Regions from separate parts of the Homo sapiens genome. Here region 2 is linked to region 1. A link is an interaction called in ENCODE POLR2A ChIA-PET data of the cell type or tissue named here. Cell type or tissue: OCI-LY7. All regions are shown on one strand. Each heading gives the region's core, and the rest is flanking DNA. Links, peaks and the distances in the headings are about the cores only.

Region 1 (7,866 bases), core at 1,386-5,385:
AAACAAGGCTCTTTGGGGTCCTTAATAATTTTAAGGGTGTAAGCAGCCTGAGACAAAAACGTTGAGAATCACTGTGTTAGGCATTTGTGACACAATGGTGAATGCAGCACTCAACAGTGCCCTCGTGGAGCTGGCTTGAGTTCACAACCTAGGGAGTAAATAGGCAGTCAACTGGGAATGGAAATAGCCTATAGGGGAAGGACAGAGTTCTGTGGGAGCACAGGGTGATCCTCTTGAATTGGAAGGATTGTTTCAGTGAAAGAAATGAAGAAGGCATTCCTTAATCATTGCTTTAGACTTCATCTCTTCCATCTCTTAAACATTCAGCCCCTGCCTTTTAATTTTATTCTCCCCCATCAACATTAATTTATTTATTTTAGTTTAGTTTAATTTAACTTAATTTTATTTTTTGAGACAAAGTCTGGCTCTATTGCCTGCTGGAGTGCAGTGGCACGATCTTGGTTCACTGCAACCTTGACCATCCCAGGCTCCAGAAATCCTCCCATCTCAGCCTCCTGAGTAGCTGGGACTACAGATGTGTGCCACTATGCCGGGCTAATTTTTGTACTTTTTGTAGAGATGGGATTTCACCATGTTTCCCAGGCTGGTCTCAAACTCCTGAGCTCTAGTGATCTGTCTGTCTCCCGCCTCCCAAAGTGCTGGGATTACAGGTATGAGCCACCATGCTTGGCTTACCAACAACATTTAAAACTACACAAGCTCCTTCCACTAATAAAGAAGGCCAAAACCCCAAACTTCGTCCCCAGTTCCCCTCCATCTACTGCCCTTTCCATTGCCTCTCCCTCAGCAAAATTTGCAAAGATTTTGCAAAATTCTTTTTGCATCACAGACTTCATTTCTTTCCTTCTCTATCTTCAACACACTCCTACTGCTTTTGTGAAGATTAACAGCGACATCTGCATCAGTATTTTCAGTTCTCATCCCACTTGGTCTCTCAACACTTGCTGTATTTGACCAATCTCCTTCTATTTTCTTGAGATGAAGTCTTACTCTGTTGCCCAGGCTGGAGTGCAGTGGCGCGATCTTGGCTCACTGCAAACTCCACCTCCTGGGTTCAAGTGATTCTCCTGCCTCAGCCTCCCCAGTAGCTGGGACTATGGGACTACAGGCATGCACCACCATGCCCAGCTAATTTTTTGTATTTTTAGTAGAGAGGGGTTTCACCATGTTGGCCAGGCTGGTCTCGAACTCCTGACCTGAGGTGACCCACCCGCCTTGGCCTCCCAAAGTGCTGGGATTACAGGTCTGAGCCACTGCGCCCGGACCTGACAAATCTCCTTCTTAAACACACTCTTCCACTGCTTCCGGAATACCCCAGTCTTCTGAATCTTGCACCCCCTTGCCACCCTCTCACTCTCAGTCCCTTGGGTCTACTTATTCTAATACCCATTCGTGAGCCTTTGAAATTCCACCGGCTTAGACCCAGGGTCTCTTCTCAACTACACCCTCATCAGTACTCCTGGTTTTGATCTCAATGATCAAATGTAAATTTATACAACCCACCTTGACCTCTCCTCTGAGCTTTCAACTACCTACTTGATACTCCCCTTTGGATTTCTTAAAAGGATCTTAAACTGGTATGTGAAAATCCAGATTCCTGATCTGTCCCCTGAAAGGTGGTTCTACTCCAGAATCCATAACTCAGCCTCTTACTATGTAAATGCTAAGTCTAGGAGTCACTCCTGACCCTCCTTCTTGTCACCCTTTCCTGGGCCACTGTGGTAACCATCTGTTACCCTGCATTCACTTGTGTTCCTCCCAATCTTTTCTCCATACAACAGCCAGAGGGATCTTTCACAGTAGTAAATATGATATGACTTTCCCCCATTCAAAGTCCTTTAATGGCTCCCCCTTACCTGTGCAAAAAATTCCTGCCCATCCAATCTGAATTAAAGTCCCACCTCCTGGCCTCCACCTTCCTTTCCAGCCTCCTACTATGGGGTGAATGTGGGTGTCATAGTCAACTCTCTAACATGACATGTCCTTATCATTTGGAATTGCTTGATTTCTTTTTAATTCCCACATTCTGCAAAGCCACAGACCAATGCACATGACTTTTACTTTGCCTAGAATTCCCTCTCCATGTCCCATTTATTCTCCTTCGTCACATCTTGATAACATGTGTTTATAATTGAAGTTTATCTCCAGCTTAACTCTTTGTGAAGCCTCCCTGAATGCTCACCGTGTCCTAACTCTTGCTCTCCGCTATACTCCCAGAGCCTGGGTCGCAAGTCCCATGTATAACCCTCTTCATGTTCTGCTGCTGGTGGTTACTGACAGGTCTGTCTGTCTCCTCATTGGCCTGTGAGCTCCTTAGGGGCAACTGGTTTGTCATTCCTGTATCCCAAGTGGCCAGCTCAGTGCCTGGCACTTGGAAGTCTCCTAAAAGAAGTTTGTGAAACAAATACGGGTGAGTCCAAGGAATGCCTGAGGGAAATATTCAGAAAATAAAAGAAAAGGGGGCAGTTAAATGCTGTCAATCTGTGCGGAGCTGCTCTGGGAGACAGGAAGGCTGTTACCGCACTTACCTACTCATCACGCGCATCCTGGCTTTTCCTTCTGGCTTCATAAAGGTGCTTGTGTGGCAGAATGGACTGTGCGAAGGTCCTGCCCTGGACCAGAGGGAGAGGAGTTCCATGAGGTGAAATATAAGGGAAAAGGTGCGTCCACCTGGGGCCAAGTCTGGGATGAAAAATGCTTTTCATAGGTTCCTGAGGGTGACAGTTGTACAAAGGCCTCCTTGGGGGCAGAAGGTGGCAAAGGCACAGCTGCAGATGGGCTGATGAGACTGTTTATTCCCTCGCAGTTGGCATAAAAGCAGAAGTAAATCAAAAGAAAGAACATAACCGTTAGTTCAGATGGAAATAGCAAGTTCCTGGGTTGGGTCTACAGGCTGACATTCTTCTTTCTTATACGATTTGGTACAAATCATAAGGGAAAAAATTAATGTTTCAATTTTTCAGTAAAAACAAAGTCAAAGTTTGATGAGTGTCATGATTGTTAACAGCCTACTGTTGAGTTTCTCCTCTCTGGTGGGCCTGGACTGGGTACTGGGGACACAGGGTGCTGAGAGACAGCCCAGCCCTGCAATTGCATTCTGGCTGGAGAAGGCCGGGGGTGGGAGGAGCGGAAGGAAACTGGCAGCTGTTAAGTAGCTGCTCTGTACTGGCAGCTGGAGACAGATGAACTGCAAGGAGGGGTGGCAGGAGCTGAGCATCAAGGAGTGGTACAAACACAAGCTCCCCAGGAAGCCAGGGAGTAAAGGGCTGCAGAGGCTCCTCCGGGGGAGCTTGTTCTTACTTACTTTTCTATTGGTGTCAGAAGCATCCAGCGTTGCTTCAAGGAGGCCATTCCTGGTATTGCCCTTAGACCCTGGGTCACTGGGTCCTGTGGCCCTCTCTCACCATTCCCATCCCTCAGGAGCAAGGGAGGGAGGAGGGAGAGGACAGGGAATGGAACCAGCACAGAATCAGATGGGAAGCTGTTCCCTGGGTGTAGAAAGAAGTCAAGCAGATCCTCTTGGCGACACAGGGGAGGCTAGTAGGAGACTGGGGAGAGGCAGACAGGACTGTGGAAAGTCTTCAAAGCAGGCCTCAGATTTGAGACAGAATTCTGGGGCCTGGGAGAGTTACTCTGAGTTTCTGAACCAATATTTCTAGAAGATGAATTTGACTGTGGTATGTAGTAGTTCCCAATTCCAGGCCTGCTGACTGGTCGCATCCATGACCTGGGGAGGTTTGTAAAAGTTCAGAGCTTGTCCTGGGCCATACTACAGGTGGTTCTAATCCAGTAAAATGGAGGGGAATCTCAGGCAAAAACATCTTGAAGAAGCTTCCTAAGCAATTCTGGGAAATTTGAGACCCTGCTATGAGTTAGGTTGCATGGGAGGTGTTGGAAGGAAGGTGACCGTATAGAGAATCTGTTGTAATAATTGCAGTGTAATTGAAGATGGTCTGGACTCAGGGAGTGCAAGTGCAGAGGACAAGGGACAGATGAGCCTGCAGACCGCTACATGAGCCCAGCATCAAGCCTTGGCTCTAGGGGAGAAAAAGCAAAAGGGTACCAATAGCATTAATATGGAAGTCAGGAGAGAGTTGTTTAGTGGAGTAAGGTGAGGGTTACGATGAACTCAGAACCAGGTATGTAAGGGAAGGGTCAGAAAAGAGAGCAGAAGTAGAAATGGATTCAGAAAACATATGGAGATGTCACCTGGAGTCTCAGGAATGGATGAGTCATTAGGTGAAGAAAGTGCATGCAGATAATTTAGCTACAAAGGAAACAGGGAGGATGAATGCAGAGAGCGAGTGGGAATGAAAGCAGCTGCATCTATGGGAAGGGCTGTCTCATAGATGAGGGACAGGTCTACCCAGGGTTAGCCCATATGTGGAAGTGGCAGGACAGCAGATCTCAGCTTAAAGTAAGAAATGGCTTCTAACAGATCTGCCGAGAACCTCCCAAGCCAGCTCTGACTGTCAGCTGGTACAGTTTACCAGTTCTATTGGGACTTCAGCATGATTAGTTGATGCGTTGCAGGGAGGTGAAGTAGGGAAAATAATAGCTGAAGAATGAGTAATGTTTAAATTAAGTACCATACTAGGTTTTTTTGTAATGTCATTTTTTATGCCTCTGAGAGATGAGGCCCCCATCCTGGAGTTTGTTCTTATTTACATTTCTATTGGTGTCAGAGGCATCAAATGTTGCTTCCAGGAGCCCATTCCCAGTATTGCCCTTTGGCCCTAGGTTGCTGGGCCCCCTGTCACCATGCCCATCTCCAAGGAGCAAGGAGACCCCAGGGTTAAGGGACATTCCACCAACAGCCTGTACCCCATCGCTGAGCCACAGGCTGTTGGCACTCATGGCCTCAGAATTTCCTTCCCAAAAGGCCCGAAATCTACTTCCACAGCCCACGTGGGCCTCTGCTGCAGTCTCTCCTCCCAGAGAGGACAGATACCCATCTAGAAGCTCACCCCTAGGCCTGAGCTGTGGCCAAGGGGCAGCTGTTTGGGGAATGGATGGAGCTTGGACAGGTGAGTTGGGTGTTCAATCTGTGATGCCAGCAATGTGGAACAGAACTGGGGTGGGAAGAGAAGAGAATGAGATGTCTTCTCCTTATATTCTTGCTTTGCGCTTGCAAATGCTGGGGGGAGGCCTGACCCTCCTGTAACTCCAGGCCGTGATATTTGATGTCCACTGGGTAAACAGTCTATACCAGTCTTTAAAGTCCCCCCTACCCTTTCAAATATAACTAGGAATCAAGCAAATTTGGATTCTAGAGGGAATTGTATTTCTGCTGTAATTACTGTACCATCCATAGGAATTTCTTTTTGTTTAAACTTTTTTTGCATATGATTATAAAATTAATGCATGTTCATGTAAAAACATCATGTAGAATTGCTGAAAAATCTACAGAAGGGAATAAAATTACTTCATATGAAGTAGAGATAACCACTATCAATGTTATGTGTATTTCCGTCCACTCTTTATAATTGCTCTGTATATATGAGATTATACTATGCTTATACATTTTTTCTATAAATCTGGTATCAGAGTGCTCAATTTTTAAATTTTTTCACTTCAAACCATTTTTATTTTCAAATTCTTTAAATATTGCACAAAAGAGATTTTCCAAGATAGTATAAATTCCAATCACATGGTTATGCCATGAAATACTTAAGCAATCCCCTATTGTTGGACATTTAGTTTATCTCTAATTTTTTTGTAATTATAAGTAACATTGTGACAAATATCTATGTATATAATAAATATTTGACTTACCTTCAATTACTCCCCTAGAGTAGATTCCTGGTGGTGAAATTGCTGGGTCAAAGAATGTATACACAGAAATTTTAAATTTCTTGGACATTTTCTAATTTCTACAGCTTTTGTGAGCCATCTCTTGCCAAAGTTGGCTCTAAGGACAATTCTGAACATCAGTTACCAGGAAAAACTGGCATTCAATAAGCAATTATTATGTGCAGTCACTGTACTTGGAACTTTCAGCACCTCATTTATGTCTATGATTTAGCCTTCCCAACAATTTCCTTGAAATATTATCCCAGTTATACCAAGGAGGAAATTAAACTGGAGCTGGAAAGTTACAGAGCTAGGATTCAAGCTAGGTTCCATCTTGCCAAGGCTGGTGTCACCATGCTGGTGCCATGTTTGAATAATTACTATATCTTGCAGGCCCTGTATGTGGGGTCCTTTTCTCCCAGATAGACTTGGGTTTGCAGCGATTGGGGGAAAACGGAAGGAAAGGAATAGAAGGACTGAGAGAAAGATAATTGTTCTTAGAACTCCAAAAGCCTCTTGCACCAACACCCCAAGCCCCAATAGTCAGGGGTTCATCGAAATAGATCAAAGGGCTGCGCAGAGGCCAGACAGTATGTGGTCAGCATGATATTTTGTGTTTTACAGACATGATATAATTTACACTTTATAGTCATAATCCCATTTTACAGATAGAGAAACAAAGGTTTAAAAAAGGTTTCCATGATAGTGGAATCAGAATTTGAGGCTATGCATTCTGATAATGGAGTTCATGGTCATAAAACAGGTAAAAGAGGGCAGAAAAAGAAAGACTTATACTTGCTTTGTTCTTAGGGCCTGCTTTTCTCTTGATCCAAGCAACATTTACCTTCCCCATTCATTTGGCAGCAAAATGAACTCTATAGAAGAAAACAAGAATGGAAAAATCAGAGAATCCTGGAGTTGTAAAATACCACTAGAGGTGATGATGATGATGATGATTATGGTGGTGGTGGTGGCAGCAGTGGTGGTGTGCTATGGTTCAGAGACTAGGGAGGAGCAGGGAGCAGGTTACCCCAGGGAGGACTGAAAACCCTGGTGCCCCTGGCGCCTCCTAAGTTAGAACGATATCCACTGAGTTGCCACCAAGTCACAGGGATTTGGCTCCACTGAAGAATTCTTCAGTGGAGAAGCTATGGCCCCTCCATTTATTTCAGTCTGGGAATCTAGCATTGGTCTTTTCTCCATGCTTATCTGACCCAGTGATCTAGCCAATAAAATAGATTCAAATAATCTTTAAAGCCACAGGGAAACTGGAAATGAAATACAATCATCCCTCAGTATCTGTGGGGGATTGGTTCCAGGACCACTCACAGATACCAAAATCTGCAGATGCTCAAGTGTCCTATATAAAATGGAATAGTATTTTCATGTAACCTACACACATCCTCCTGAATACTTTAAATAATCTCTAGATTCCTTTTACTACCTAATACAATGGAAATGTTATGTAAACAGTTGTTATACTGTATTATTTTACAGTTTTTTTTTTTGACAGAATCTTACTCTGTTGCCCAGGCTGGAGTGCAGTGGCATGATCACAGCCTACTGCAACCTCCGTCTCTCTGGCTGAAGCGATCCTCCCACCTCAGCCTCACAAGTAACTGGGACTACAGGTGCATGCCACCATGCCTGGCTATTTTTTTGTAGAGATGGGGTTTCACCATGTTGCCCAGGCTACTCTCAAACTCCTGAGCTCAAGTGAACCACTTGCCAAGACCTCCCAAAAAGCTAGAATTACAGGCGTGAGCCACTGCACCTGGCCTTGTATGGTTATTGTTATTTTTTTCTTACATATGTTTGATCTGTGGCTGGTTGAATCCAAGGATGTGGAACCCACAGATAAGAAGGGCTGACTGTATAGGTGATGATGGAAGGTACCAAATAATTTCAAATTATGAATGAATGAATTGAATTGAATTGAAAAATGATCAAATAAACAAATAGATCTCATTGTAATTTGTCTTACTTCTCCAGCTCAGGTAGTTAGTTGTCATAATATTTATAACTGCTATGCAGAATAATAATTATTTGACA
Region 2 (7,866 bases), core at 2,623-6,622, 140 kb after region 1:
TGTTTGCATGTTTGGATCAGAAAAGCATGCTCTTGGCCACCTGGAAGGTATGGAAATGTCCTTACCTCCCACTACCACTGAGAAATAAGATTCCCCTGGGGGATGGGCTAATCACAGAATGGGCTGATTAGCTTTGGGTTGCTTTGTAAAAAATGCACAGTAAAATCATTGTACTGTCTTGTTCCGTAGCATTTCTCATTTTTTGGGATCTAGGATCTGGTATAAAAATGGGACCCTTAATTTGGGGGGATTTATTTTGCCTTCCAGCTATGCCTGCTTATTAGGCCCTAGAAAGTGTATGCTTGAAATAGAAACTTAAAAACTAGCAAATGAAAAATCTTACAACTACTGGATCTTCTTTTGTTTGTCTGTGTATTTATGTGTGTGGTGTGTGTGATATAAAAGGGCTTTAACTGGCTTAAAAATAATAAGCGCTTAAATAAAACATTTTGTCAGAAAAGTAAAAAGTGTAATGCCTTTTAGTTCATGTGACTTAACTAATCTTTGGGAAAAGATTATAAAAAGTCATGGGAATGTGAATATCTTTTTGCCTTGTTGAGAGGGTTGAAGAATTGTTTTAAATTAGATAGGATAAAGCTGAAGATTCGAGCAAGTTGTGGAGGTTTGTGAAAAATTAATCTTGTAAAAAGGTTGTGTGTGAGAACATATTAAAGGGGTATTATTCTGTCTTTCCATAAATTGAACATTGGAATAAAAGCATAACAGGTTTTTCTTAGAGCACTGATCTGCTCTTTAAAAAAAATTTATAAAGGGTTGTAAAAGGTTTGAGAATCTTACCTTAAGGTCAAACTGATTAAGATTGAATACATTTTTGTATAAGGTTTTATTAAGAATTGAGTTTGACATAAATAATGCACTAATGCAGTGGTGAAATTTGGCGTATTTGGCATAAAAATCTTACAGGAAGCACTGTCAAATGTGAGTGTTTGCCTTTCTTTGTGCTTATATAAATATTACTGGTATGTGTTCCAAAATTATGCAAAATTCCTGTAACTCTGATATGGCTTAGTGTATGTTATTAATCATTATAACTGTTATGTAAAATTGTTGTGTGTCATAGAAGAAACCAAAATTTCCTTGTCGATTGTGGCTTTAATAATGGTTGTCCTAACTAAGACTTTTTGTCACCTACAGACAATTGTCTTGTTTTAATCCTCTTCAAAAGGTAATTTATAATCAGCTATAGGACTTTGACAGGTGCTCTTGAATGCAAGTTTCTAGTAACTTTGGAGATTGTGACATTAGAATAGAGGAAAAAACTTCCAGTACTCATGGAGAGTGGAAATGTTCATGAATATCAAATAGGACAGTATTTAACTGCATGGACTGAACCAATGTAAGTCTGAAGTAATCTTTTTTGGCTTTTTGCTTGAAACGTTGATGATCTTTAGTTTTTCAGTGTCAACAAAATTTTTCTTTTGAGCTATTTACAGCTTTTAAAAATTGAGTACAGTATACTCCTGTGAACAAAATTTGGAGCATGTTTGTTTCTCTCTACCTGATTTCTCTAGAATTTGAAAACTAGTTGTGAATATTCTTAATTGATGGCAATATAGTTGTTTGTATAAGTACAATAAGAATCTGTTTTCTTTTGCAACAGAACACAATTGGAAAAACTGGTTATTTTACCAAGGCATTGACTGGAATGGTGTGCTTTCCTTTAAGCAATCAAATTAGACTTAGAGAGCCAATAAAGGCCCATTGGGAAAACTGGCCTCATACCTTGTGTACACAATCCCTGTACAGGTTTCTTGACCTGCGGTAAGTAAATAATGTCATTTTCTGACAGGCCCAGGAGCCCCAAGTTATCTTGGGACCTCAAGAAGAGAGGAATTTACTCAAGTTATAGGTATCGGAGGGTACAAACCCATGGCTGGGCTCGGCTTTAAAAAAGTCTCATCTGAGATTCCTTATGGAACAATGTTCCATCAAAGCCAGTTTAAAAAGAGCTTATGTTTAAAAAAATTATTCTTGCTGCACTTTATACAAATAATCAGGCTAAGTGTAAGACTAAAGCTTATTTTTGCAAACAAATCAGTTCTATTATGATTTGTCTTTAGTAAAAATGTGATACTGGAGAGAGAAGAAAATTATGTTTCAAGCACTATGATACACCTGTTATTGGATTCTAGTCTCATCAGTTGTTTTTGAGTTTTTTTCTGCAATTTAGACTGACTCTGCTTATTCCTGTGAACCCATCAGTGGTCTCTGGCTGTTGCTCAAAAGAAACAAGAGGGATAGGTAATGTAGAAATCTCAATCAGTATTCTAATTCTGGGCACATATTGGAATCAGTTAGTGACTCCCTATTAGCTTGGTTTCAACAATTGCCCAGTTCATGGAAAGCCTTCTTATTTAGTTTACTTGGGATAATTTTACTTATTTTGTTTTACTGTTGTAGAATATATTGCTATTGTACTCCTTGTGTAGGAATGCAGTATGGGCTTCCTTAATGTTTTCCGAAATGGTGCACTTATTAATCTTCCAGGTATCACCTTTTGTCAGAACTCAAGAGTTATGAATGGTCCTCACCATACTGTTGCCTTCTGACTGAGCTCCTCTCTACCCAAATACAAGAGACCCTAACAGTTAGGCAGGAATATTATCACCCCTATTCAGCCTGAAGAAGTTACAGAAGATGAATTTTCGTCCCTCTACAACCCTTAGCATTAAGGGTTCCCTTGTAAAAGGGGGCGGGGGGGTGCGGATGTGTCAGAGGTGTTTGAGCCAGAGCAACTCCGTCTTGAACAGGGGATGGGTAAAATAAGGCTGAGACCTTCTGGGCTGCACTCCCAGGATGTTAAGGCATTCTTAGTCAATGGATGAGACAGGAAGTCAGCAAAAGGTACAGGTCACAAAGACCTTGCTGATAAAACAGCCTGCAGTAAAGAAGCTGGCCAAAACCCACCAAAACCAAGATGGTGACAAAAGTGACCTCCGGTCTACCTCACTGCTCATTATATGCTAATTATAATTTATTAGCATGCTAAAAGACACTCCCACCAGCACCATGACAATTTACAAATGCCATGGTAATGTCAGGAAGTTACCTTATATGGTCTAAAAGGGGAGAAAACCTCAGTTCCAGGAATTGCCCACCTCCTTCCTAGAAAACTCATGAATAATCCACCCCTTGTTTCGCATATGATCAAGGAATAACTACAAGTAAGCTTGGTTGAACAGCCCATACCACTGCTCTGCTTATGGAGTAGCCATTCTTTATTCCTTAACTTTACTAGTAAACTTGCTTTCACTTAAAAAACAAACAAACAAAACCCAGTAACATTCAGAATATCATTTAAGAATATAAAATAAAGCTGAGCACTGTGACACACAACTGTAATCTCAGTTATTCAGGAGGCTGAGGTAGGAGTTTGAATCTAGCCTGGACAACATAGCAAGACCCTATCTCAAAAAATATATTTTAAAAAAGTATCTATATGAAATGAATAGAAATAAATCTGAGATATGTAATAACTCAATACAAAAAAACTACAAAACATGGAGAGAATATATATTATAGCTAAATAGAGTGATATATCATGTTTATAGATGGAAGAGTCAATTTTATAAAATGTCCGTTGTCCCTGCACTGAACTATATTCCACATAATCCTGGCCAAAAATTCTAGGTTATGTATGTGTGTGTGTAAACTGACAAGCTGATTCTAAAATTCAAGTGTAAATGCAAAGAGCCAAGCTAATGTTGAAGAATAAAAATAAATAAAATGGAGATTCACACTATCAAATAGCAAGACTTACTATAAAGCTAATAATTAAGACAGTGTGGTATTGACAAAAGGACTCACATAATAGAATAGTGAGTTTAGAAACAGACCCATTCATATCCAGTCTCCTTGATTTACAATACAGATGACACTGCAGTGGGGTGGAAAAAGGATGATTGCTTCAATAAATGATACAAGGTCAGTAAGATACCTACATGAAAAAAAAAATTATGACCCTTCCCTCCCATCATACCCAAAATTCTTAAGTAGACTGAATATATAAACATGAATGGGAAAATAATAAAAATTTTAGAACAGAACACCTTGTGACCTTGCAATCAATAGAAATATTCCTTTTAAAAAAATGTATTGAGGTAAAAGATACATATATGACTTACATCTTTCCCATTTTTAAGTCTACAGTTCAGTGATAATGAAAATTCTCTTTCATTCCTCTCTCCCCCTTCCCAGCCTCTGGTAACCACAAATGTATCTTCATGAGATCCACTTTTTAAGCTCCCACATATGAGTGAGAATATTTGCCTTTTGGTGCTTGGTTTATTTCACTTAACATAATGGCCTCAGTTCTGTCCATGTTGCTGCAAATAACAGGATTTTATTTTTATGACTGAATAATACGCCATTGTGTATATATCTTCCATACTTTATCCACACATCTGTTGATGGGTGCTTAGGTTGATTCCACATGTTGGCTATTGTGAATAGTGCTGCAATAAACATGGGAGTGCAGACAGCTCTTTGATACACTAATTTCCTTTTTTTTTGGATATATACTCAGCAATGGAATTGCTAGATCATATGGAAGGTATATTTTCAGTTTTTTGAAGAACCTCCATGCTGTTCTGCATAGTGGCTATGTTAATTTACATTTCTACCAGTATATGATTCCCCTTTTTTCTTTTTTTTTTTTGCTACTTAGTTGTTTAAGCTCCCAATATATGCTGGTTATTAATCCTTTCTCAGAGAGACAGTTTGCAAATATTTTCTCACATTATATGGGTTGTCTCTTCACTTTGTTGATTGTTTCCGTTGCTGTGCAGAAGCTTTTTAGCTTGATGTAATAATCTTAGTTGTCTATTTTTGCTTTGGTTGCCTGTGCTTTTGAGGTCTTACACAAGACATTTTTGCCCAGATCACTCCTGAAGTGTTTCCCCAATGTTTTCTTCTAATAGTTTCATAGTTTTGGGTCTTAGATTCAAATCTTTTATCCATTTTGATTTGATTTTTGTGTATGGTGAGAGATAGGAGTCTAGTTTCATTCTTCTGCATATAGTTATCCAGTTTTCCCGCACTATTTATTGACCACTATCCCTTTGTAAGTTCTTGGGACCTTTGCAGAAGATGAGTTGGTTGTAAATGGTGCATTTATATCTAGGTTCTCTGTTCCATTGGTATCTATGTCCATTTTTATGCCAGTACCATGCTGTTTTGTTTACTACAGCTTTGTCATAAATTTTGAAGTCATGTAGTGTGATGCCTCCAGCTTTGTTCATTTTGCTCAAGATTGCTTTGGTTACTCAGGGTCTTTTGCGGGTTCATATAAATTTTTAGGATTTTTCCCCCTTATTTCTGTGAAGAATGTCATTGGTATTTTGATACAAATTGTATTGAATCTGTAAATTGCTTTGGGTAGTATTTTCATTTTAACAGTATTAATTCTTCCAATCCATGAGCATGGAATATCTTCCCTTTTTTGGTGTCCTATTTCTTTCATCAGAGTTTTGTCATTTTCCTTCTATAGAACTTTCACCTCTTTTGGTTAGATTGATTCCTAGGTATTTCATATTTTTTGTAGCGATGATAAATGGGATTGCTTTCTCGACTTCTTTTTCAGATTGTCCACTGTTGGTGTATATAAATGCTACTAATTATGTTGATTTTGCATCCTGCAACTTTACTGAATTCCCTTATGTGTCCTAACAGCTTTTCAGTGGAGTCTTTATAAGATCAGGCAATCTGCAAACAAGGCTAATTTGACTTCTTCCTTTCCAATGTGGATGCCCTTTATTTTGTTTTCTTGCTTAGTTGCTCTGGCCAGTACTTCAAGTATTATGTTGAATAGCAGTGAAAGTGGGCATTCTTGTCTTGTTCCAGTCTTCAAAGTACAATGCTAGATGTGGGTTTGTCATAGATGGCCTTTCCTACTTTGAGGTATATTCTTTTTATACCCATTTTGATAAGTGTTTTTATCAAAAAGGGATGTTGAATTTTACCAAAAGCTGTTTGGCATCTATTGAAATAATCATACAGTTTTTGTTCTTGTTTCTTTTAATGTGGTGAATCACATTGATTGATTTGTGTCTGCTGAGCCATCCTTAAAACCCTAGCATGAATCCCACTTGATCATGGTGAATGTTCTTTTTAATGTGTTGTTGAATTTGACTTGCTAGTACTTTGTTGAGGATTTTTGCATCTATGTTCATCAGTGATATTGGTCTGTAGTTTTATTTTTTCGTTGTGTCCTTGTCTGGTTTTGGTATTAGGGTAATGCTGGCCTTGTAGAGTGAGTTTGGAAGTATTCCCTCCTTTTCAAAGAGTTTTAGTGGGATTCATAATCATTGTTTAAATTTTTGGTAGAATTCAGCAGCGAATCCATCAAGTCCTGGGCTTTTCTTTTTTTGAGACAGGGTGTTGCTCCATCACCAAAGCTGGAGTGCAGTGGTGTGAACACTGCTCACTGCAGCCTCAACTTCCCAGGCTCAAACAGTCCTCCCACCTTAGCCTCCTGAGTAGCTGGGACCACAGGATTAGCCTGACAGGATTAATCCTCACAGGATTAGCCACCATACCCAGCTAATTTTTTATTTTGTAGGGACTGGATCTTGTTATATTGCCCAGGCTGGTCTCAAACTCCTGGCCTCAAGCAATTCTCCTGCCTTGGCCTCCCAAAGGGCTGGGATTATAGGTGTGACCCACTGTGCCCAGCCTGGGCTTTTCTTCAATGGGAGAGTTTTTATTATAGCTTCAATCTCATTACTTGTTATTGGTTTGTTGAGGTTTTCTATTTCTTTATGGTTTAATCTTGGTAGGTTATATGTGTCCAAAAATGTATTCATTTCTTCCACATTTTGTGATTTGTTGGTGTATAATTATTCATAATCGTCTCTAATAATTATTTATATTTCTGAGGTCTGAGGTGTTATGTCTCATCTCTTGTTTGATTTTATTTATTATAGTCCTCTCTCTCAGTCTAGCTAAAGGTTTGTCAATGTTGTTTATCTTTTCAAAAAACCAACTTTTCATTTTATCTTCTATACTTTTTTAGTATCAATTTTATTTATTTCTGCTCTGATCGTTATTATTTCTTCTGCTAACTTGGGATTTGCTTTGTTCTTGCTTTTCTAATTCCTTGACATGTATTTTTAGGTTGTTTATTTGAAGTTTTTCTCCTTTTTTGATATACGCATTTATTGCTATAAACTTCCCTTTCAGTATTGCTTTTGCCATACCCCATACACTTTGCTATGTTGTATTTCCCTTTTCATTTAAGAAAATTTTCAATTTCCTTCTTACTTGCTTCTTTGACCCATTGGTTGCTTAGGAGCATGTTGTTTAATTTCCATTTGTTTGTGTATTTTCCAAAGTTCCTCTCATTTTAATTTCCAGTTTTCTTCCATTGTGAAGATACCAGATATGATTTATATTTTTTTGAACTTGTACAGATTTGTTTGTGCCTAAGATATGGTCTATTCTTAAAAATCTTCCATGTGTTGATGAAAAGAATGTGTATTCTGCAGCAGCTGGGTGAAATGTCAGTTAGACCTATTGTATCTAGTGTGCAGTTTATGCTGTTTCTTTGTTGATTTTCTGTCTGGATGATCTGTCTATTACTGAGAGTGGGATGTTAAAGCCCCCTACTATTACTGTATTGCAGTCTCTCTCTCCCTTTACATCTAGTAATGTTGGCTTTATATGGAGCTGCAGTGTTGAGTGCATAGATATTTATAATTGTTATATCCTCTGGTTGAATTGACCCCTTAATCATATAGTGACCCTCCTTTACTGCCAGTTTTTACAGTCTTTGTAGTTTATCTTATCTGCTACGAGTACAGCTACTCTTGCTCTTGTTTTCTAGTTGCATGGAATATCTTTTTCCAG

The links. Peaks named below come from ENCODE experiments on the same cell type or tissue, not always from the same donor. Only the 100,000 strongest peaks of a DNase experiment are listed, where the experiment ranks them.
Region 2: POLR2A ChIA-PET joins it to region 1 with 7 read pairs; 2 of 35 experiments call an interaction of 5 or more read pairs at or near these places.

What each region holds. Positions count from the first base shown.
Region 1 is chr2:200,690,695-200,698,560 of GRCh38, reverse strand. It overlaps the pseudogene AOX3P-AOX2P and the pseudogene AOX3P. Among named protein-coding and RNA genes, the nearest start is that of LINC01792, 41 kb to the left of the region's middle. In OCI-LY7, for the core only: no CTCF peak of the experiment used is centred there; DNase peaks (open chromatin) are centred at 2,810 and 3,170; H3K4me3 peaks cover 1,769 bases; H3K27ac peaks cover 3,206 bases.
Region 2 is chr2:200,547,804-200,555,669 of GRCh38, reverse strand. The region is part of intron 5 of SGO2 (shugoshin 2); the gene reads right to left. Among named protein-coding and RNA genes, the nearest start is that of SGO2, 26 kb to the right of the region's middle. In OCI-LY7, for the core only: no CTCF peak of the experiment used is centred there; no DNase peak of the experiment used is centred there.